3 separate regions of the Mus musculus genome follow, and regions 2 and 3 are each linked to region 1. Evidence: chromatin loops called from intact Hi-C (ENCODE). Cell type or tissue: left cerebral cortex. All regions are shown on one strand.

Evidence for each region. A loop is a pair of places that touch in the nucleus more often than their neighbours do. Peaks named below come from ENCODE experiments on the same cell type or tissue, not always from the same donor. Only the 100,000 strongest peaks of a DNase experiment are listed, where the experiment ranks them.
Region 2: it touches region 1 in a loop (6-fold over the local background); 2 of 42 quality-filtered maps call a loop at or near these places.
Region 3: it touches region 1 in a loop (2.5-fold over the local background); 2 of 42 quality-filtered maps call a loop at or near these places.

The regions. Positions count from the first base shown.
Region 1 is chr2:148,848,077-148,856,076 of GRCm38, forward strand. It overlaps Cstdc2 (cystatin domain containing 2), which reads right to left and starts at 2,858. Exons shown (of 3, transcript NM_029960.3): 1 at 2,595-2,858. The coding sequence starts at 2,804. In left cerebral cortex, CTCF peaks have their summits at 3,233 (motif pointing right) and 3,439 (motif pointing left); a DNase peak (open chromatin) is centred at 3,308; H3K4me3 peaks cover 217 bases.
Region 2 is chr2:149,154,899-149,162,898 of GRCm38, forward strand. No RefSeq gene overlaps it. Among named protein-coding and RNA genes, the nearest start is that of Gm1330, 160 kb to the left of the region's middle. In left cerebral cortex, a CTCF peak has its summit at 3,758 (motif pointing left); a DNase peak (open chromatin) is centred at 3,706.
Region 3 is chr2:148,669,434-148,677,433 of GRCm38, forward strand. It overlaps Nxt1 (NTF2-related export protein 1), which reads left to right and starts at 3,182. Exons shown (of 2, transcript NM_019761.6): 1 at 3,182-3,402; 2 at 5,849-6,593. The coding sequence starts at 5,908. The coding sequence ends at 6,330. In left cerebral cortex, no CTCF peak of the experiment used is centred here; a DNase peak (open chromatin) is centred at 3,127; H3K4me3 peaks cover 1,902 bases; H3K27ac peaks cover 1,055 bases.

The DNA.
Region 1 (8,000 bases):
CTTGTCTCAATACTGGGAGAGACCTGGCTTCTCTCTTGAGTGTGGAGTTTTTCCAAGGTCTAGCATTCCCTTCTTAAAGGTGAAAAGTTTTGGAGGGGATGGTCTCTAGTGTAGAGAGTTAAAGGTTAGGAGGAGGCAGTCTGGTAGAGGCTAGGGGAAATTAGAGGCTGAGTCACATACCATTAGTGTATCATCTAACTCAAATCCTCATATTCTATTCAACCAAAGGAAACCTCGGTTTCACTCTCAGTAGGCGCCTGAACTAACCTACATTCCCAGAGGTCAGGCTCTGGTAGGGTATTGGCTCTGCTGATAATTCAGCCCAACGGGATAAAGCTAGATCTGCAGGATGCTGTCATTTGACCTACATTAAGAAAATCCTCACGTTACAGTCACTATTCACCAGCACACTGAATTAGAACGATAGCTTGTATGGTGAGTTTCTTTCTTTTTTTTTTTTAATGAGACATTTTCTTTATATACATTTCAAATGCTATTCCAAAGTTTCCTATATCCTTCTCCACCCTGCTCCCCTACCTACCCACTCCCACTTCTTGGCCCTGGCATTCCCCTGTACTGGGGCATATAAAGTTTGCAATACCAAGGGCCCTCTCTGCCCAGTGATGGCCGACTAGGCCATCTTCTGCTACATATGCAGCTAGAGATACAAGCTCTGGGGGTACTGGTTCGTTCATATTGTTGTTCCACCTATAGGGTTACAGACCCCTTCAGCTCCTTGGGTGCTTTCTCTAGCTTCTCCATTAGGAGCCCTGTGTTCTATTTTATAGATGACTATGAGCATCCACTTCTGTATTTGCCAGGCACTGGCATAACCTCATACAAGACAGCTATAACAGGGTCCCTTCAGCAAAATCTTTCTGGCATATGCAATAGTGTCTGGGTTTGGTGGCTGATTATGGGATGTATTATCGGGTGGGGTATTCTCTGGATAGTCCATCCTTTCATCTTTGCTCCAAACGTTGTCTCTGTAACTCCTTTCATGGGTATTTTGTTCATATGGTGAGTTTCTATATAGTGTGAGCTCGGAAATCTTCCTCCTGCTTCCTTCTACTGTATCCCCTTTCTTCTTTGCCTAGTCTTTCACTCTTTCCATCCTTTCTTCCCACAAGACCAACTCTGTCTCTAGCAAAGTCATAGTCTTAGCTCACAGGTAAGGTTCCAGCATAAGAGACCTAACAGGACCAGCTAGGTGCTCTAAAGAGATTTCCAGAGGTCTCGGCTTTGTACAAGCCCTCTGCCTTTCCTTCCTCTGTTGAGGAAAGAGGAATCCTCCCCCATGACCATAGTGTGGCATTAGGAGATGAGCATTGCCATCCTGAGGACATTCTGTGGAGATTCATCACCATTTTAGGATGTTGGTGAATGGGCTATGTGAGCCTGCCAAGGACCCAGAGTAGAAGGGAATTAACTGAGATAAGGAGCTGAGCTGGTAGGTGGTTCTCAGGACAGTTAGCTTGTCCTGACAGTCAGCAAGTTTTCCCAGCCTACCTTTTGTTTCTCTTCCTTTCACTTCCTCATTTTTTCCAATGACTTGTTTGTGCATGTGTGTGCATAAAGCCTAGAGTGACAGCAGGAGTGTTCCTCAGCAGCTCTCCATCTTACCTTTTGACACGGGACATGTCACTGAAGCTGAGGCTGACTCACACTAGGCTGGTCAGTAGCTGGCCCTCTCCAGACTTTTCTGTCTCTGCCTTTCAGACACTGGGATTGCAGGTGTGCATCTCTGAGCCAGGCTTTTTACATAGGTGATGAGGATCCAAACTCTAGTCCTCATATTTGTGTGGTAAGCACTTTACTGACAGATCCCTCTGCAACCCTCAAACTGTTTTAATTTTTTAATATGCTTGTAAGTTGCCCATACTTCTCTAAAATATCACTTGAGCATGTTTCAGTAGAAACTCCAATTAAACTCATTTGATTATCATCATAATCAACAACAACAATAACAGCAACAATGTACAAAGTACAAAGACAAATACAAAAAGGTATGAGAAAAGAATTAAGCAAGGATGGAAGGGGTATACAGAGAGTAATGGGAGGCGAATATGGTGAAAATACATTATGTACATTTATGAAGTGTCATGATGAAATCTGTTATTGTGCATAATAAATATATGCTAGCAAAAACTTTTAAAGGTGCTTTTGACATATCTTCAGTCTTTGCCTATGGGATTTTTGTGTAAATATTTTCTTTGTTCAATAGAAAGATCTCCCTAGAAGTGCTTATTCTGTGAATTATTATTATTATTATTATTATTATTATTATATTGCATCAAAGTCCAGATCTTCCTGTACCAGCTTTCAAAATGCTGGAACTACATTTGTATACCACCATGCCTGATCTAAAATGTATTCTTTAATTAAGTAAGTACTATCATAAAACAGGATAATATTGCATAGTAATTTTTATGTGAGTAAACTTAATTCAAAAGAATATGTAACTTAGAAAAGCATTCTAAACAATGAAGCCAAATGATTTATATGTAACTCAGCCATGGGTTGCAAATGTCTAGCCAAGACAAAAGTGTCCTGCCTGCTTTATCAGAAAACAGCAAGTGGACAAGATCACCTACCTGTACTTTCAAGAAATTCATGATGTGTATCACCCTGTAGGCATATTCATCCTTGCTCTTTTTGTGGAATGCACTCAAAGCAAACTTCACTATGTCAGGTTCACTGACTAGTTTATCGAGTTCGAGAGTATCCTCTTCCGAACACCATGCCTGAGCTCCCTGGACATAGATACCAGAGAGAGCCAGTAATATTGTCCAGGGCAGAGCCATCTTCCCCGCTGGCGACAATATGATGCAGGTTCTGTCTCCTGTCTTTGCCCTTACAGCCCTGTTCCTTTAAGTCTAACCCTTAAATTAATTTCCTGGGCTCCAGACTCCTCCCTCTGGGGATTCTCTTGATCATCACTCCGAGTTCCTTCCCCCTTGGTACCACCTCCCTCAGTCAAAGCTGTTCATTTTCCTCCTGTCCCGGATGGAGCAAAGAGCACCCAGGCAGAGTGGTTTGTAAAGAACAAGTAAGATAAGAGATTGAGGGGCTCCTGATCTGAGTCCTACCACACTCACTACCTGTGACTCACTGGATAGAAGAGCCTTGAAGAGAACGCCCCATGGTCAGGTGCTGAAAGATTGATAACTGGCAGTGTTAGTGAAAGGCAATTTCTGGACGTGCCAGTAGAGGGAGACAGTGACTCAGGAAAAGACAGATTAAAATGGGAAGCATGAGAGCAACTTGATTTCTCTTTATGCTTGAGCTGCAGTGTGGCACAGGAGAGGCAGTTGTCTCCTCTTGAGTTGTTCCTAAGGAATGTTTCGCTGTGCCTATGTGATAGGGAACTTCCCCTATCCTCTCCTAGCCTGAATGAGCATCCTGGTGTAGGCTTCTAGGAGATGGCACCAACACTGAGGTGTCTAGAGTTCAGGAATCCAAGGTGCCAATTATGCCCTCTTGTGGCCATAATTACGAAAGCTCGGGCAGCAAATTGGACTGGCACATCGAAACACCACATTCTCTTTAAAAGAAGACTGAGGCCTTGTCTTCATGGTAAAGTGTGCCTTCAGACTGCATCAGCATCTACATGTAATGTTTGGGGACTGTGAGCGCTGACTCTACCCAGCATGTCCATACTCTGCTGCGATACTGCCCCAGCCTTTTGAAGTGGTAGCTGAGATGGAACACAGAGTTGGACAACAGTCAAAAGACTGATGGTCTTGTAACTCTAACTGTACTGGGGCTAGAAGCTGATGGCTTCTTTTCTCCTTAACCCTCTGTGCTTTATTAAACACTGGGAACTTAACTCTTTATTACTGTTCTGTGCTTAAATATGGACTAATAACTATCATTGTTCCGTGCTTCAATAAAAGCTGAAAACCTAACTCTTTTTTGAAAAAATTTTTATTAGATATTTTCTTTATTTACATTTCAAATGCTATCCCCTTTCCTGGTTTCCCCTCTGAAACACCCTATCCCATCCTCTCTCTCCCCCTGCTTCTATGAGAGTGTTCCCCCACCCACCTACCCATTCCTGCTTCCATGTCTTGGCATTCCCTTACACTGGGGCATCGACCTTCACAGGACCAATGGCCTCTCCTCCCATTGATGCCCCACAAGGCCCTCCTCTGCTACATATGTGGCTGGAGCCATGGGTCTCTCTTTGGATGGTGGTTTAGTCCCTAGGGGTTCTGGGGAGCTCTGCTTGGTTCATATTGTTGTTCCTCCTATGGGGCTGCAAACCCCTTCAGCTCCTTGGGTCCTTTCTCTAACTCCTCCATTGGGGGCCCTGTGTTCCATCCTATAGATGACTGTGAGTATCCACCTCTGTATTTGTCAGGCTCTGACAGAGCCTCTCTGGAGACAGCTATATCAGGCTCCTGTGAGCAAGCACTTCTTGGCATCCACAGTAGTGTCTGGGGAAAACCTAACTCTTAATGCTTAAATAAGAGCTGTGGAAACTTCATTTTTTTATTTCTCTTATTATTTGTACTTAAATAAGCTCAAATGTCTGGCTATTAACACATGATGTTTAGCTGCGGGGGAATTAAGTAAAAGGATGCATTGGTAGAGCTCCTTTCTTGGGTGAGTTAACCTCCTGGCCAGGTGAGAGGCTTGGAGCTCATTAACTCTTTTTGAATCAGAGAGAAAAGAAAGAAAAGGAAAGAAGTTACACAGACAACACATACACCCTAGGTGAAGCAGAAAATGTCTGCACCAGCCTTTTTAAAATTTATTATTGCTTTAGGCTTCTTATATAGCTTTTTGACAAAAAGTTCTTTGTATAAGAAAGAATACCTCTTAGCTAAAATGTTACAAAAAAAGGCGGGGGGGGGGGGTTACAGAAAGGTATCAATAACAAGTTCAAAGCAGTGTTTCACACAGTAAGCTCATTATAAGTTCAAAGTAACAGTTTTTACATGGCCTTGCCTTATCACAGTACACACCTGTGACTTCATCCTTGGATCTGAATGTTTTTTCTTGAACACAGATTTGTTTCAAGCCTATTTCTCTTTTTAGTGTAATTATGAAAGCTCATTTAATTTCTTACTCTGCACTTTTTACTTACTATTAGGAGTAGTGGACACATTCTATTCTTGATTTTTACTTTATTACATCTTTTTAGCAAAACAACTAAGACAATCTCCTAAAGATTTCTTCCTAAAATTAGTTGAATTAAATCAGGAATTCTACAAATTATTAATTCATCTAAACAGCATTAATTCGTGAAAATTCATCTCCATGTTTATCTGCAGGAAACTTGCCCAATAGGTGTGAGCGCCCGACTCCCCAGCAAGAACAACGCCACAATAAGATCCTTCTGCACACGTTTATTGGGAGAGCTTGATTACAGAGGCGAAAGACCCTGAGCCCAGAAATGGTGCTGCTTATATAGGCCTAGAAGTGACATGTCCATACCTGATTGGTTATGCTACCAGTACCTCATTAATATGCGTCGGGCCAGGCAGTGAGTCGGCAAAAAAAAAACTCTTATGCACATGCGCACATTGGTTGTTTACCCATAATCATGGGTGGTGGCCAGTGGTAGCCAGCGCCATCTTGTAATGGCATTTGCGGCTTCCCACAAATAGGGTAGGCTGATGTCTAAGAATTGTTAGGCTATGTACTAGTAATTGAAGAGATAGATTAATAACAAGAAGCAATCCTGGGATGAAGTTTCTAGGGTCCTTGCCTCTCAGAGCTCACCTATTGTAGACCATGTAAAAATAATGCTGGGCCATTTTCAGGAAAGTTAGCCTCTAACCTTTTGCTTTTCCTAAATGGCTCCTGATAATATTCATGCTATATCTGTAAAGGCCTGGGATGGCCTCCCTTCTTTGGCTGGGAACCTAGTATCTCAAGACCTAAGTCAACTGTCTTAGTCAGGGTTTGTTTCCCTGCACAAAACATCATGACCAAAAAGCAAATTGGGGAGAAAAGGATTTATTTGTCTTACACGTTCACATTGCTGTTCATTTCCAAAGGAAGTCAGGACAGGAACTCACACAAGGCAGGAACTTGGAGGCAGGAACTGATGCAGAGGCTGTGGAGGGTGCTGCTTACTGGGCTTGCTTCCTCTGGCTTACTCAGTTTGCTTCTTATAGCAGCCCAGGAATGGCACCACCCACAATGGGCCCTCCCACTTGTGATCTCTAATTGAGAAAATACCTTACAGCTGGATCTCAGGGAAGCATTTCCTCAGAGGTGGCTCTTTTCTCTGTGATAACTCCCAGCTTGTGTCAAGCTGACACACAAGACCAGCCAGTACATCAGGTAAAGAGTGAATGTCACCTTTTTATAAGAGCTCTTATGACCTTGTAAGAGTTCTGGCTCACTAAGCTATATCATGGTAGGTGTTGATTTTCATTCATTCTGGGGTAGGAAGAATTTCTGAAGTGCCTATATCTGTTTCCTGGCACTGGAAATCCTATGTTGGTCTTATAGGAAAGTTTTAGTAGCTTCTCAGGACTTCCAGAACCAAAAATCCAGAAAACACCAATAAAAAAAAAAAAAAAAAAAAAAAAAAAAGAATCTGCATCGAGTAAAACCAAATTGCCTGGTCTTCTCTGTGAAGTGGTGACACCAGGAGGCCATCTTCAAGATGTGCTATGTGTTCCTTAGTGACCTGCATCTGGGTCTATTTTCTGGGGCATTTTAAAGCATCGTATGTAGCTTCAAGCAACTTCCAAGGGGATCAGAATATCTTAAATGAATGCTAGTTCTGTATCCCAGGAGGGCTATCTTAGGAAGGAGTATGCTCTTTCATGAGTTCCTGTGAATGGAGGAGTGCTTAGCTCCTGAATCACATTTCAAGGGGTTCAGAGAATATCTCTGGCCCTGTCTTACCTGCTGGCTCATGTTGCCTCATCTTCTTACCATCCTACTTCCTCCATCTTTTCCATTCCTGATCTTGGTTCTGTGGGTCCTGCTAGGTGTAGGATCAACTGTGTGGTTTCTAAGCCACTTGCCCTGTACTTTCTGCTTTGCATTCCTTTAGAGGACTCTCAAATAGCCCTTTCATCCCTTGTGTCTCCCATATGCTGAAACATAAGATGGAATCCAGAATCCATAAATGTAAAAGAAGAAAAGAGAATATGTATAGTGCACAGAGATCCCTGTCACAGGTTGAAGACACACTATAAGATTCTGTGTTTTGTGTTTTTATGTGTGGGTGTGTGTGGTCTATGTGGGGGATAGAGGAAAACTTTGAAGAAATGGCTATTTGGATTCCAGAGCTTAAGCTCATGTCATGAGGTTTGTGCAGCAGGCATGTTTACTCCTTGAGACATCTTTGGCCCAGATTTGAGGATTCTGGAACATTCAGCACCCACATCCTTGGCCCAGCTCTTCCATCTGTGGCTTCCTTGATTCAGTGTTCAGGTGGCTTTGTGTTTTGATTATTAAAAAAATGAATCCCACAGAGACTTTCAGCAAATGTGAACTAAAAAGAGGGCAATGGCTGTGTGTACTGGTGTTAAGAGGGAGTTAAACTATAAACACAAAGGTATGTGAACCCCCAACTGGGGACCACTTGCCATATATACAAGTCAAAATCCCTGGAGGTTCTATTTCTACCCCCTAACGTTGCCCTCACTTCTGGTTTGTAAATGGGGCATCCTCTGCCTTAGCTGTGTTCTGAGTGGAAGACTGGTGCATTTTGGAGATACTGTTCTTTCTTTTCTGTCCAAGGGCTCAGAACTGGTGTTCTGTTATATTTGTTTATGCAGAAGCCAAGGTTTCTATTTAACTTTGGCTCTGTGTGGACAAAGTGGATTTGAGGAAGGTTAGAAGGAGGAGAGAGGAAAAACTGTTTCTAATATAAATATGTTCCTCTTTTGAATGTGTTTGTTGCTGCTTATAGATTTCTCCAAAAATGGCATTTTCCAAGTGGTGGTGCACATTTTAATCTCAGCACTCAGGAGGATGAGGCAGAAAGGTTGGGAGTTCAAAGCAACCCTGAGCTGCATAGGAAGACT
Region 2 (8,000 bases), 310 kb after region 1:
AACTAGAAAGTATCATCCTTAGTGAGGCAACCCAGTCATGAAAGGCATGCATGGTATATACTCACTGAAAAGTGTATATTTGCCATCAAGAACAGGATAATCATGCTACAATGTACAGTCTCAAAGAAAACAAATAATAAGAAGGGTCCAAGGGAGGATGTTGAAATTTTTCTCAGAAGGAGAAATAAAACAATTATTGGAGATTGATGGAAGGAGAGAACTTGGTTGTGGATGGAAGGCAGAAAGGAGGTAGAGTTACTTATAGTGAGTGTAGGTGAGGGAGAAAATCTCTAGGATATGAAAGAGACCTGGGATGGAGGTAAGACCCAGGGAATCTTTAAGGGCAACTGTATCTGCAATCACAGCAGTGGAGAATATACATCCTGAAGTGGCAGGACTCCAAAGGCGAAAAAAAGGACAGCAACCCATCTATAAGATCTTGGACCTGAAATACACCCTGCTTACAAAGTGTGCAGGGAAAGTAATAGAGCAGAGATTGAGTGAAAGATTGAACACTTATTCATTACACGGGCAATAATCAATCCCTGAAACTACTCATAATACTGTATTTTGCTTATAGGCAGAAGCCTAGAATAATTGTGTCTGAGAGACTCCATCAAGCAGCAAATTGAAACAGATGCAGAGAGTTATCATCAAACATTATATGGAGCTCTGGGAGTCTTGTGGAAGAGTTAGAGCAAACACTGAAAGACCCAAAGAGGACAGGGACTCCATAAGTAGACCAACAGAGTCAACTAACATAGACCCTTTGAGAATATCAGAGAATGACACTCCAAAGAGACTATACAGGCTAGAACTAGATTCCCCCATACATAGTAAAAGTGTAACTTGGCCTTCATGTGAGTTTCCCAACACCTTAAGTGGGGGATGTCCCTGAATCTTTTGCCTGACTGTGTATTCCCTAATGGGTCATGCTCAACTGGCTTCAGTGGGAGAGGATGTAGTTAGTCTTGAACTGTCTTGATGAGCAAGTGGTGTGTGATACCCACAAGGGTTCTCCCTTAAGGAAATGTTGGGGTATATAACTAATAATAAAATTAATAAAAGTTTATTATTCTCCATTATTTATCTGTTCAGCATGACCTTAGGCTTGGTAGCTTTCTGATCCTTCTGTCCAATTCTAGTTAAAATATTCTCAAAAAATTCCAGTGACTATGTTATAGTTTGGTTTATTGTTATTGAGATTTTTTTTCATGTCTTTGTTTTGCTTTGTTTGATTAATGACACTCAGAATCCAAAATGGTCACTTCATTGTAGCCATTTACAAATCTACATGGGTCAAAATATTTAAATAATTAAACATTTATGAGGGACACAGTATATAAGAACCACAAAATTAGTGGGGTCACATCTTCCTTATGGTTTAACTGCAACTAAGAATAATTAATACAAAAAAGAATAATTAATATGGAATCCCATGTGACTTACTTGACTCTTCTGAGACTTACTGTTCTCATGATTTTCCCTGACTTAGGGGGTACATGAGGGGGCTCTGGTGCTTCATGCTCTCCTCCTTAGTATGAACTATAGCTTACAAATCAACAAAGCAATCAATCTCACTGCTCTCATGGAAATGTTGGCTCATTTTATTTGGATATATTAGTTTTGGTAAGATGTTGTTATTGTTAAAAAGAGCAAACATCTCTCAATAGAAACTACTTTTATAATATAACTTGTGTAGTATAGATCAAGATAGCCATATTTATTATAATCCTGGCATTCTTTTTTTTCTTAGATAATAGAATAAATGTGAGATTTGCCCTGAACACTTTTTTGAAATATTCTTTCATCATTTATCCCATGTACATTTTAGTTTCATTTTTAAATGATAAATCTTTGCTCAAGTCAATTTTTAATAATCTGTTCTCTCCTGTGGATAATGTGAAATTGATTATAGTTTCTTATATACTTAGCTAATACTTCTAATGTTTTATAGTAAACTAGGTTTTTGACTTTCCACTGTCATCAATTTTACATTCAATTTATTGTATCAGGTAAAGAACTCATATAACCCTTCGGAATTGTGTGTTAAAAATAATTAGGCAAGTTTTCTCTCTCTATAACCCTAAAGTGTATTTGTATTGTTATGCACTCCAGTACTATCATAAGTCCCCTCATTTTTATCCCCAGGCTTTTCAGTTTAAAGACAGTGGACTTATATTTACAAAGAGATGTAAATAAGAAAAATTTCAGTGATTATCTTGACTACATCATTTCTGTTTAGAATAAAATTTTACCTGACAAATATGTAAATTTTAAATATTATTAAGTCATAAGTATGAAGTCTTAAATTGATTTTTGGTTGGTAATTTATGTTCTAGTTTGATGCTAAATACATAGTAATTTTTCTTTATTCTTTCATCAAAATGCTTTTACAGGGCACGGAGAAGTTATTCTTGAAGTTGTATGTAAAATAGCAACAAAATCACTTTCAATTTATGTACTTGGGTCTTTGGTATAAAATATTTTCTCAAATGACCTGATTGAAAGGAATAATTCTTGTGATGGTGGTTAATATTCCACAAACACAGGTTTCTTCCCAAGGGAAAATGACTGAAGCTCTGATGGGCAACAGAAAGAATGTAAGGAGACAACATCAGGGTATATGAGGTTGGGTACCCCAAAGAAAGCACCAGAAACCTGGGAGATGAGAGATTTCCAGGACTCAAATGGAAAGATCTTAGATGAAACACCCTGCAGTAGGGAGAGGGAACTTATAGCGCCCACCTTCAGCAGGAAGACAGGCCATCAAATGAGCAATTGGGTTGCCATCCCACAGCCACATCTCTGACCCATAATTGTTCCTATCTGAAAGAATTACATGAATGGAAATGAAGAGGTACCTGAGAAAAGAAGGTCCAGTGATAGGCCCGTGGGATACAGCTCAAGAGGAGGTCTTAAGGCCTGACACTATTACTGAGTTTATGGAGCACTCACAAAAAGGGATCTGTCATGACTGTCCTCTGAAAGATCCAACAAGCAGCTGAAAGAATCAGATGCAGATATTTGCCTCCAATCAATTGACAGAAGGAGCTAACCCCTATTGTTGAATTAGGGAAGGATTAAAAAAGTTGAGGAGAAGGGCAATCCTGTTGGAGGACCAAGAGTCTCAATTAATCTGGACTCCCGAGGTCTGTCAAACACTGGAAAACTGATCAGACAGCATACACCAGCTAATATGAGGACTTCAACACACATACAGTATAGGGCCTCTGGTTCTGTGTTCATTCAGAGATGATGTACCTAACCCTCAAGACACTGGAGGACCCAGAGAGTTTAGAATTCAGGTAGAGAAGGCTGTGTGGGAATCTACATAGAGACAGGGTGTGTGTGTGTTGGGGGGGGGGGGGGGGGCAGAGGTGTGTATCCTGAGCTTTGTCCCCGCCCGCAGGAACACACATAGGACACACAGATCCTTACGTGGTTAACTTTACTTCATAATATATTGAGGTAGACAAAGAAGGCTCAGAAAAGTGAGTGGCTTACATACCCTAAGGTGTGACGTGTTTAACTAGGACTGGTAGCTTAACTCAGGATTCTCATGCACCCTGGGGATAGGCTATAGCCCCCAGGGGTTGGGCTAGTGCCCTGGGAGATGGACTGGTGCCCCGGAAATGGGCTGGTGACTTTTTGGCGGGCTTTTGCTCTTTGGACCTGCGCACAAGAGCCTGATCTAGACAAAGAGATTGGTTTGGCACGATGGAGGTTTAGCACCATCTAGTGACCGCACGTATAGTGCGGCTTTCCACAGGTGTGGAATATGAAACAGTCAGAGGGTAGATGGGGATGGGGAATGGAATATGAAATGTAAAAAATAAAAATTAAAAAAGAATTTAAAAATGATTCTTTTCATCACCAAAGTCCAACTCAAGTACAAACTCTAGTGATCATATATATTAGACATGTAGTGTCATAGAACAGGCTAAAGTTGGAAGACATGATGGAATCCTTAACAATAGCATGCCTGAGGACTTGTCTTACTCATTCTAAGTAGTACTCCAGGGAGAAAAGATGAATTATAAAAACAGAAGCTGTTTTAAAAGGAAAAGGAAATAAGGATGACAAGAAATGTGAATTCATTGAGGTGTAATCACTAAGATCAAATAAAGTTTAAAGAAACAAACACAATAATCCTGTGAACAAAGCATTATTATAGTAGTATAGAACTTAGATGGAACTTAATATCAACTGTCTTAAGTTATCAGGACTTCTCATTGTTAAAATTAAAACAAGTATAAACTGAAAATATCCTAAATTATAAGGTGTTATTAAAAAGACCTGTAATTACTACTAGGAAACTCTTGCAAATATGTACATATTAATTAATAGAAAATTAATTATTAATAGAAAAAACATGCTGATTTCTTCAGATAGTATTAACTGTTGATGAGCATGAGTGATCAAAATCCATTGAATTCTACCTGCAATGAATATGAAGCAGTAAAAGAGTACATGCTGGCTTCAACCTGTAATTTAATTATTTGTTTGGTAAACATGAATATGCTAGCAGATTTATTATTTAGGCCAAATATTTGGAGGTATTTGCAATGGCAATCACAGAGAATTTATGGGTGTTTTTGTTGTTAAAGAATAAAGATAAACTATAAATTAAAATATGTTTTTATAGAGTAAAGAAATTAACATTTTCTATATTCTATTCTGATAGTAAAAGTTTAAATGTTCTTATGGTCAAGTGCTATTATATAGATGGGCTTTGATGAAGTTAACAGTATGATGAAGAATCATAAATGCCATTTATAACTAAGTCTGTGGCTATTGGATAAAGACCTCAATTTTTCCAATAATGTAATGTAAGACAGTACTTGGCTAATATTTCCAAGCCTAGTCTTATTTTTCATGCTACAATTCTCATTAAGGAAGATAAAGATGTGTTGGATGACACATGTTGATTATACTATTTTTTAAAGTTATAAAATATGTATGAAGATTTGGGAAATTTGACAATAACCTGAAGAAAATCATTAAATAAAAATAAGCTGTTGCTTAGGTCTTTTAAACTTTTTTTGGTAGATTTTATCATACCAGTGAAGAAAGATTAGGGACATTGCTATGATAAATATGAGAATCTGGTTATTAGTTGTTTACAATTAGTCTTTGTTAGGAATGTGCAAGAGTTTCCAACTGTGAGACTAGAAAAATCCTCAGATGCTGGAGTAAAGCTTAATAGTAGTTGGAATTTTGAAAAACATGTTCAGAGAATTGTGAATGGTAAGAGCCCCATCAAACAGATGACAGAGCAAAACAACAGTGACATTGGAAAATGGGATCAAGTCTATTCTAGGTACATACTCTCAAATATTCAGGCATATTCAGCCTGTCCTGAGAGCTAGAATGTATCTAAAATTTAAGAAATGAATAAATGTGTTAGGCAGAGGAAATTTTGACATGTATAGCAAAGATTCTCTGAAAAGGTTATTGTTCTCAACTCTTTTCCATGTCTACAGTGAAAAAGAGGAAGTATATACTAAAATAAAAAAGGAGATGTGTATTTTGTGTAAGAAAAATATGTGTAATCTTAAGTCACAGCAAATAATTCATTAGAAAAGAGATTATTATATCTCCAAATAAATTTCAGGCTGTATACTAAGCAACTAAGTATCCTCTGTGGATAAGGACTCACCCAGCCAAGATTCATTAGGGAAAGTATAGACATTGATTGAAATGAGGGACCCTGGATTTTTAAAGCATCTATAGTACTTCAAATCTCAAACAACTACCTAAGGAAATATTTCCACTTATTCACAGAGAGTACACTAGTGTAGGCCCAAGGAAGCAAAACTCAATTTAGAGGTGGCAACAGCTGAGAAACATTGTCTACTGTTTCAGCTGAACCATGCTGCTGGCAAAAGCCTTGTCATTCATCTAGGTATTGTTGAAAACCATGTGAAAGTCCATAATCTGTTCTCATATTAGGGACATGTAGGTTTCTTTTGAGGTGATATGTATAAGGGTGGTCTCCTAATGGTGAATGAGAGACACTGAGTGCTTCTTTGAAAAATTCCCTACCACCTTGACCGCCCAAAAGTAAAAGGAAGCAGTCCATATGAGAAATCATTGGTGAGAGTACTTAAAACTATTATAAATATTCTGAAGTACAGCTCTTCACAGATTATGGCTTGTGGTAGGGGGTTATTATGGAGAAGAAAAATGATCTTTTGTCTTTAGTGGACTAGACCCTAAAAGTGTGACCATGTACCAAAACTATCTGGACAACACAAATTTATCATGGTCTACTTTTATCTTTCTTTCTTTTATTCTTTCTTTAATCCTTCCTTCCTTCCTTCCTTCCTTCCTTCCTTCCTTCCTTCCTTCCTTCCTTCCTTCTTCTTCTCTCTCTCTCTCTCTCTCTCTCTCTCTCTCTCTCTCTCTCTCTCTCTCTCTCTCTCTCTTTCTCTCTCTCTTCCTTACTTTCTTGCTTTCAGGAGAAGACATAATGTTGGGAGGATAGATATGAAAGGAATATGAAGTGATAGTGACTGGTGAACATGGTGAGAAATTTGCAAATAATCAAAAATATAAAAAAGTATATAACCAACAGTATTTTCTAATGTTTTCCCATGGTTTCAGAAAACTCCAATGAAAGAGAAGAGTGGATTATCTGAAAAAGAAAAAAAGGTAACATTACATAAGCCTCTGTAGATAAGGCAGAGCAAGTGTCCTGGTTATTTGGCAGACTTATTTGGTTAGTGAATATATTGTTGATCAAAGTATTGAAAGCAAATAAGATGTGATTATTTTTCTCTAAACAGAATGTCTTTACCACCCAGAAAAAATCAGGGAACATCAGAGAATTAGAACAACAACAACAACAACAAAAACAACAACAACAAAAAAACCAAAAACAACAACAACAACAACAACAACAACAACAAAAACAGAATGTTTAATCTGAACATAAAGTAAACAGCTGCCAGATACAATCTTCCAAGCATTATTTATGTTTTGCAGTCATGATTTTAAAAAGCTGATGTTTCCTGAAATTTTGTTTCAAAGAAGGGTCCTAAAAAGATTGTTCTGTGAACAGTACTAAATCATGGATCACAAATAGGCTCAAGAGGTATTACTTTTCCCTGTTGAATGTAGAGATACTGCTGGATTTGAAAGAAAAGTAGGCATTGATTTCATTTCTCTAACAATTAATGAGCTTGTAAGGCTCCAGTGGATACTTTTAAATGTGTGGCCACATAGAAAAAGAAGTCAAATGAGTTAGTCACAAAATAAAAGTAAAATTTCACCAATGTTGAAAGAGTAATGTATACAGGATAGAAAGGTGACCTGAATGAAGTTGATGAGAAGTTATGGACTGAGAGGACACAGAATGCACCCTAAATTGTAATTATTACATGACCCTTAGAAAACTACTATAAACATACAATTTTATGCAGTACAAATATACGTAGTTAATAGAAATTGCTTCTCCTGGTATCACTCTAATATCAGAGATGCAAAAGTACACAATACCATTACCCATTTTAGGAGCTCTCCCTGCATTGGTGGAAATATGTTTCAGGCTTCTAAATATGGCACTCCCCTAGGTTCTAGTTCTTCCACAGACATGAACTTCCATGTTCTTTTTGACTTATATATAAGGCAGTTAACTCTGAACTAATATTTTGAAACTTGAGAAGAAATTAAAAAGAAGTTATTACCTTGGGTGTTCTAGTTTTCCCTTGCTTTTACTTTGCTAATCAAGGAAGACACTGAAGACAGCTTGGTTTGTGGAGAGGACACAGGCCTGATGATACAGGGTGATGCATCACTTTTTTCTTGACTTATTTCTACTTGGCATAAAAGAAACATTGCTTTAAAAACTATTGTGGCTACACTTAGGTGGTTTTCACAAGATTGGGCCCAGACACATTCAAAAATAGATGGATAAAAGAGACCATGAGGCAATTTAGGGAGGGAAAACTGCCCATAACAATGACTAATATGCCAAAGAATGTTTATCAAGTAAT
Region 3 (8,000 bases), 180 kb before region 1:
GCAGTAACATCATCTATGCTAGACCATACCTTCATCATCATCAAGAAAATGGCCCCACAAACTTGCCTATGTGGCAATATATTTCTTTAAAGTTCTACTTTTATTTTATTTCATTGTATGTGTGTGAGTGTTTTGCTCTCTACAGAACAATCTTTTGAAGACATTTCTCAGGTGAGCATGGACCCTAGTTTATGTCAAGCTGACAAGAAGAAAAAAATCTAAACAGTACACATCTCTTTAAGCAATTGCTGTTCAGTCTTGTCCATAGACCCTAGGAGTTACCTTCATAATCCCTGTTGTTTACTCTACTAGCAACTTTTCCATAAAGACCTTTTGACTTAAATCAGCCAAAACTGGCTTCTTGCACTTTGCAAATACTGATATAGATGTCCCATTTTGACCACACAAAGAGGCTCTGTAGCCATGTATGACCCTTTCCCTCATTTCAGGTGGCTGGTACCAGAGTTAGGAAAAGGTGCACCTGAGACTTAATCAACAGCAGCCATTACAACCTTCTCAGGCAAACAGCACCATCACAGGGAGCATTTCCATGTAATGTCTACAGAAGCAACATTCTCAGGTGTCTACATTCTTTTCCTTGGCAATCGAGAAGGCAGAGGATAGACTTTATAAAACACTATCTGGCATTATTGACTGTACATCTTCCATGGCCCACCATAGCCTCCCACAGTTCAGTCCCTAAATGAGCTCACTGAAACACAGCCTCAGATCACCCTGGCCCACCAGAACTAAGATGGGCCTGCCCAGGTCAAGAGACAAGAAGAAACAGATGCAGTTCAGGTGGCAGTGTAATTGACACACAGCTGCCCAGACACTACACTGACCTCAAGTCACAGAGCTGCTTTGAAAACGTGCTGTTAAAATTCTATCCCAGGGAACAGCACTGACAGTAGGGGAGGAGAGCAAGCGTGTTGACAGATTTTAAGATCTATAAATCAGGCCCAACTCTGTGTGTGGACCAGATGGTGTCCTTCTTCCTCCTGGTCTGGCTCCATGTAGCAAATGGGAACACCGCTCCACAGCTGCTTAGGCCAGGATCATTTACCAAAACTGCTCATGTGATTGGGTAACAAATCCCACCGATCTGTCATATGGTTGTTCCAAATGTAAAAGCCAATCATTTCCTTAGGACTGTTGGCAAATGAAGTTACTGTGTACATAAAGTATAAAACATAATTCAGTTCTATTTCTGGATGCTAATTTGGACAGAGACCCATGTGAAGCTCTTCCCAAGAATATTATTAGTGTTCGTGCTTTACAGAGGAGGCAGCTGGTTACCAGGTAGGCAAACTCACATCACAATCACACTGATGATACCCAAAAGACACAGTGCTGAAGCTGCAAGTAACTATGTGTATGCCCAGCTTTCAACACTGACTCTAGAAACTGCCAAGTCCAAAATTGAAGAGTGGGCAAAGATTTTGCTTAGCATGCTGAGCAGGCCTTGTGTTCAACCACCATTACACAGACACTCACACATACACTGAAGGTGACAGTCCTAACACTCACTGACGGTCTGGACATGAGATATTATTTATGTCAAGTTGACAAGGGATGGATTGTAGTGGTTATTCCTGGTTGTCAGTTTGGCTATATCTGGAATGAACTACAATCCAGAATTGGAGGACACACCTGTGATCCAGATCTTGAGGCTGGAAGACACAAGTTTCTAACCTGCATCTTGGCATGGAGATTTTGGGGCATAGTGGCCATGAAAAGTTTAGGCTAAACAAGGTAGTACACACCTTTAATGCCAGGAGATTGAGGCAAGGAGAACCCTGACTAATATGGGGGTGGTGGAATGGTGGAGGAGGGGGAGGGGGAGGGGAGAGAAAGAGAGAGAGAGGGGAGGGGAAGGGGAGAGAAAGAGGGAGAGGGGGGAGGGGTGGAGGAGAGGAAGGGGAGAGGGAGAGAGAGAGAGAGAGAGAGAGAGAGAGAGAGAGAGAGATTCTATCCTCTAGAGAACCTTGACGAATACGCTCAACTGTGTCAGTGGCCAGTCCTTTAGAATCAGAGGCATCTCTAATCTCCCAAATTCAAGGGCTACTGAAAGAATAAAGGTCAAGTTCTCCCTCAGGAAAAGTCCTGGGACCTACCACTACTTTATCCCCAGGTTTACTACATATTTTTGTGTAACTACTGCTCCAAAGGCACTTATTCATCCTTGAAACTCAGACTCCAACTTAATTCTTTCAATAATGAAAACTTTTCACTCACTTAACTCCAGTGGGAAGTGACCTATATTGAACAGCCATTCTCGTTTCTTAAATCTAAAAACAAATGTTCCCTTAGTAACATGAGCAAAAGGAGCCGAGAGGTTGGTAACAAAATACAGATTAAAGTACTTAATTGAACAAAGCCACTTACAAACAGCTCTCCTAGCCGGGCAGATGAAGCAAAGAATCAGGTCTCAGCAAAGTTAGCTCTTTGGGTTTTGATACACGAAGCAGTTTCCCAATTTCCCACGCGAAATGGCTCCATTTCTATGCTAGGTATCTAGACAGCTCCAGATTAAAACAAATTCAGTGTCTTAAATGAGGTGGTACTGCGCCGCAGCTGGAGCCAGCAGGAAACTCAATTTGCACTGCATAGAAAGTCAACTACCATTGTCCCCTTGCCCGCCTCTTCGACCTCAGTTCTCACTAGACTAAAATTTGTTCTCTTATAAGTTCATCTGCTTGTCAACTCTAAGTAGCTTCACCTTAGGAAGGGTGCGCTCAGCTAAGATATTTGACCATATTTGACCACAAGGACTTCCACAGACTCTCAGATTTAGCCTTCCACCGGGTTCCTACACTACGGGTGTCTATGTGCTGGGTTCAGTCCAGAGCCTTATTGAAGCCATGCTGTTGTCTCCCTAGTTAGCATCAACCAGTGAAGCTCCACGTTGAAGCTTCACGAGTCTCCACAAGATATCATCCCAACACACACAGAAGAAGGGAGCCAGATCTAGCAAAGACAGATATCTCTTATTAACCAAGCCTTCCACAGCTAAGCGCGTTGACTCCACCCTCTCCACAACATCCAATCAGAGCTCCCTCAACCGGATCTTCTAGGATAGTGCCTAACCCGGAACCTACACTGTCTTTGCCGCCACACCTGGGCGGAGCCAAGTTTTCTACTGGCTCGCGTAGCTGCCCGTCGCGGGGAGGCGGGAGTCGACGGGAACCGGGATGCTAGCGCCTGCGCACATTGCAGCTTGCGGCGCGCGGGAAGCCACTACCGGCGCTTAACCGTTCCTCGCCTCCTGGACGTCGGCTTCTCAGGCGGAGCCTCTGGGAGGAAGAGGAGAACAGGAGAGAAACTCTTCTGGCCCGGGACCGCGACCGGGGCGGAACCCGGGACCGAGTCGCCTTGGCGGCGCTGACCGAGATCGAGCAGGTAAGTGAGCGCTCCTGCCTGGCCGTCTGGCAACGCCGCGGCACCAGGGACCTCTTCCCTTTTCTTAGGCTCAATAAGACATGGATGTTGTCCTTTCCTCCACGTGGTGTCTCTGCAACCTGGCATCAGGCTTTTTTATGTGCAGAACCGTGGCGGTGAGTTTGCCATACCCGGAGGAGAGCAGCAGTTTGGGGCCGGGGGATGTAAGAAGCGACTCCCAGCTGGAAATGAGGCCCGGGGCACGGCTGCCGTTTCTGAGGTCCAACTCCAGGAAACTACAGTATGAACCATGGGAGTGGAGCATCTTTCTGACTCTCACTCTACTATGTTTCGGTCGTACTGCTCTCTCCTTAAGAGAGAAAGATGACCGGGTTCTGTGGGTAGCTGAGGACCAGAAATAGGGGTGATCATCTTTGGGGGCGTGACCAATGTTAGGGCGAAGCATTGTGGCCTAAAGAAGTGGGGATGAGGTGGTTGGACAGAGAAATATGGTTACCTTGGAGAACATTGTTAAGCCAGCATCCCTAGAGCTGTTTTCATATAGAACTGCTTTCAAAAAAATCCTGGAACTTAGTAAGCATAGCTCTGACTCCCTTGCTTCCGTAGAATGAAGCAAGTAAGTTTGTAACTCTTTTTGTAAAGTTGTTACAGTGACTTGTGCAATGATGATTGAGGGAATGTACCTAAACTACTAAGCAAACAGCACTTCAGATTGATTGTTGAGTCGGAGGACCTTGGTGAGAGAGTGGCAAGAGCAGTATCAAGCTGGCTCCGAATTCATCTATAGGGCCAGCTTCCTCCTTGCTCTGTGTGGAATCCATCGTTCATAAACTGATAAGCTTAAAAAAATGAAACCGGGCATGGTGGCGCACGCCTTGAATCCCAGCACTTGGGAGGCAGAGGCAGGCGGATTTCTGAGTTCGAGGCCAGCCTGGTCTACAAAGTGAGTTCCGGGACAGCCAGGGCTACACAGAGAAACCCTGTCTCGAAAAACCAAAAAAAAAAAAATGTTGGCCCAGGCATGGTCGTGCACACCTTTATTCCCAGCACAAAAGGCAGAGGCGGATGTCATGAGTTCAAAGCCAGTGTGGTCTACATAGAAGTGGCAGAAATACATAGAGAGAACGTGTCTCAATAAAATAATAAAGGCTCTTGAAATGAAAAAGCATGTGTTCACAGCTTAAAGTTTTAAGCTTACTCTGTAGAGACCCTGTTTCTGGAAATTGGCAAATAATATAAATTACTTGTGTCCTATTTTCAGTAATATTGATCAGTACTAGGTTCTTTTAAGTGGAAATAGTTAACCATAGAAAAAATTAGCAGCCATTCCTGTTGTAAAAAGAAAAGCCATGCTGCTTATGTGATGGAACTTTAATGTTTTAAGGAACTGTGATCTTCCGGAATCTCCCTGAGACTGTTTGAATGCTAGAGCCTTTCTGCTATGGTGTCATGGCCCTGCTGGTCTTAAATGGTGGCCATTAATGCTGAAGACATAAATTCTAGTTAGTCTTGGGTTTACTTGTTATGGGCATTGTAACCACTGTCCTCCACTCTCCTGAGAAATATGCCATTCCCTGCATCTTCTGGGTCCTTGTTGGATTATTTCATGGTAGTCTTTTCCCATACAGGCACCTGCTCTCCTTTGTTGGGTCAGTAACCACTCACTTCTACAGCGGGAGACACAGGTTTTACTAAGATGAGCCACACCCTGGTTGCCTAGGGGCAGTCACACCTATCCACGCTTTTAGGAAAGCAGACTTCAGGTATCAAATGTACTTTAATAATTATAAATGGATTTTAAAACCCATTGTAAGGTGAACATATTGGACTTTTTTTTTTGACCAAGCTTACTATTTAGCCCAGACTGGTCTACAATTCCTGTCTCAGATTCTCCAGTGTGCTCCACCACTCCTGACTTAAAGTCCCTAACTCAGTGCTGGATGTGGTGGTGCACTGTCTAGTTTAATTTTCTGTTCCTTTTTTTTCTTTTTTCTCTCTCTCGAGGAAACTAAGGATTGGAAAGATGAAATAGGTAGCCATTGAGCTGACTGCCTTTGATTCCAGATCTATATATCATGACCCTGCCTTTAAAATAAATAGGCTTGAGTCTGAGCCTGAAGTCATCTGCCTGTAGTATGTAAATGTTCTGTTACCTATAGAAAAATAGGGTTGGGAGCTAGATGGGTCAATGGGTAAAGGTGCTTTCTGTCAAACCTAACGACCTGAGTTTTTGATTCCTCGGAGGCATGAGATGGTAGGCAGACATGGTAGGCAGGCAGAGAGGACTCTTGCCTGGTCTCCTTTGACCTACAATGAGCCATGGCATGCACCAAATCACATGCACACAAACACTATTTTAAAAATTAAAACTTGAAAGAAAACTTTTCTCACGGCAGAATAGACTTTGAAATTCACTTGTGTTCACTTGACCTTTGCTGTCCTACAGTCCCTGGATCCCTAAGGAGGAGGCGCTCAGGCGGAGGCCTCTTGTCAGCAGAACCAGAGATGGCATCAGTAGATTTCAAGACCTATGTGGACCAGGCCTGCAGAGCTGCAGAGGAATTTGTCAATGTCTATTACACGACTATGGATAAGCGGCGTCGGCTGCTGTCCCGCCTGTACATGGGCACAGCCACTTTAGTATGGAATGGAAATGCTGTTTCAGGACAAGAATCCTTGAGTGAGTTTTTTGAGATGTTGCCTTCCAGTGAGTTCCAAATCAGCGTGGTAGACTGCCAGCCTGTCCATGATGACGCTACACCAAGCCAGACCACCGTGCTTGTGGTCATCTGTGGAACAGTGAAGTTTGAAGGCAACAAACAGCGGGACTTCAACCAGAACTTCATCTTGACTGCTCAGGCGTCACCCAGTAACACGGTGTGGAAGATAGCAAGTGACTGCTTCCGGTTCCAGGACTGGGCCAGCTAGTGGGGGTGACCGAGGCATCTTAGCTTAAGCCCAGCTCTGCAGAGAAATGCCAGTCTCAAATCTCAGGATGTGGAGAACACAAGTTCATTTTTGTTGTCACAGCAGCACTGCAGACTGGATGTTGGACTCCCAGAATCCCCTTCCTGGTTATATACTGGTTTGTCATAGTTGCCTTTTAAAAGTAGTAAACTTTCTATTTTTCTACTTACTCAGTAGAGACCCTGTTTCTGGAACTTGACAAATAAATATGTTGCTTTTCTGCCTGATATGTCTAAATCTTGAGAAGGGTGGAGGAGTGTGAAAGGCAGACAACATGGTAGGAAGCACCTATAGAGGTGGGAGGCTGAGCTCCTCCCCAGTGTGAACTTGGGGGAATCCAGACCTGTGGGTGGCAGCCCTATCCTCACTAGAATCCTTGAAACATTGGGAAGCACCTGTCCTGTGCCCACCCTTAATGTGTGGTGTGTATACATACACACATATATGTGTATATTATATGTATATGCACCTGACAGTTGGCTTTGCCCTTGACACCTGAAATGGGAGTTAGTGATGTGAAGAGTCAGCTGACAGCTAAACACTGCTCCTACCAGAAGTGCAGACGCTGGGAGGGAATGTCAGAAACTGTAAGTACAAAAGATCCACCTAAAACTTCAGTCTGAGTTGTCACTTGATTTGACGTGATTAAATTCTGGCCAGTGAAGCCCAAAGAAGCTGATTGATTGAAATGAGGAATTTTGCATCAATAAACCTACACTTCCTCTCCCTGGCTGCTAAACCAACTGGTTATGCCTTCATCTTGGGCTACAAGACAATCTGGCCTTGCCCTAGAGTTAGAGTCCTCATGTAGTATTCTAGTGTAGACCTAGTCCACCTATGATAGAACCTATGTCTTGGCCCATCACACCCATGAAGTAACAGCCCCAAAGCCACATCTAGAGCAGTCAAACCAGTACTACAGACTTGGTGACAAAATGAGACTCAAGGCATTCAGGCTGAGATGCTATTAAAGTTTATGAAATAGCAAAGTGAGGTTTCCACCATGCTGAGTTGACCAAGATCCTAGAACAGTAAACATGGCCCCTTAGGAAGAGACACAGGGAAGAAGAGTGGAAGAAACAGTTTCTGAGCTTTAAATATCACACATTGTCCCCCAAGGGTGAACTTGATACAAATGCCCTGGAATCAAAAGAATTAAATTTGTTAAACTCTACCCTAATTTTCCAAAATTGCAAAAACAATGATGTTGACCTCCAGGTTCTTGATTTCCTGCCACTCTGGGGATGTATGAATATGAATTAACACGGTTCTCAGAGCTTTGCTCAATATCCATTCCACAATCCACTCTAATTTCTCTCTTGCTAGCATCCTCCAATTCAACCTTCTGCTCTCCCCCAGGTTCTTGTCCCCTACACCCTACCCTGTCAAGGTTCCCTCTCCCTCACCCCCTCCCCCATCCATCAACCCACCTTTTCCTTTGCTGTTCTTATCCCTGCCCTACGAAAATGCACTCCACACATAGGCCACAGGCAAACACTCTGCAGTCAACACTAGGCTCTCTCCTGTTGGACCCAGCACACATAAGGACCTGGAGAAAGTACTCAGCAAGAAAAGAGGTACCTTTTTCTGTGGCAGCCACATTTGTTTTTAGAACAATAAAGGCAACGTTT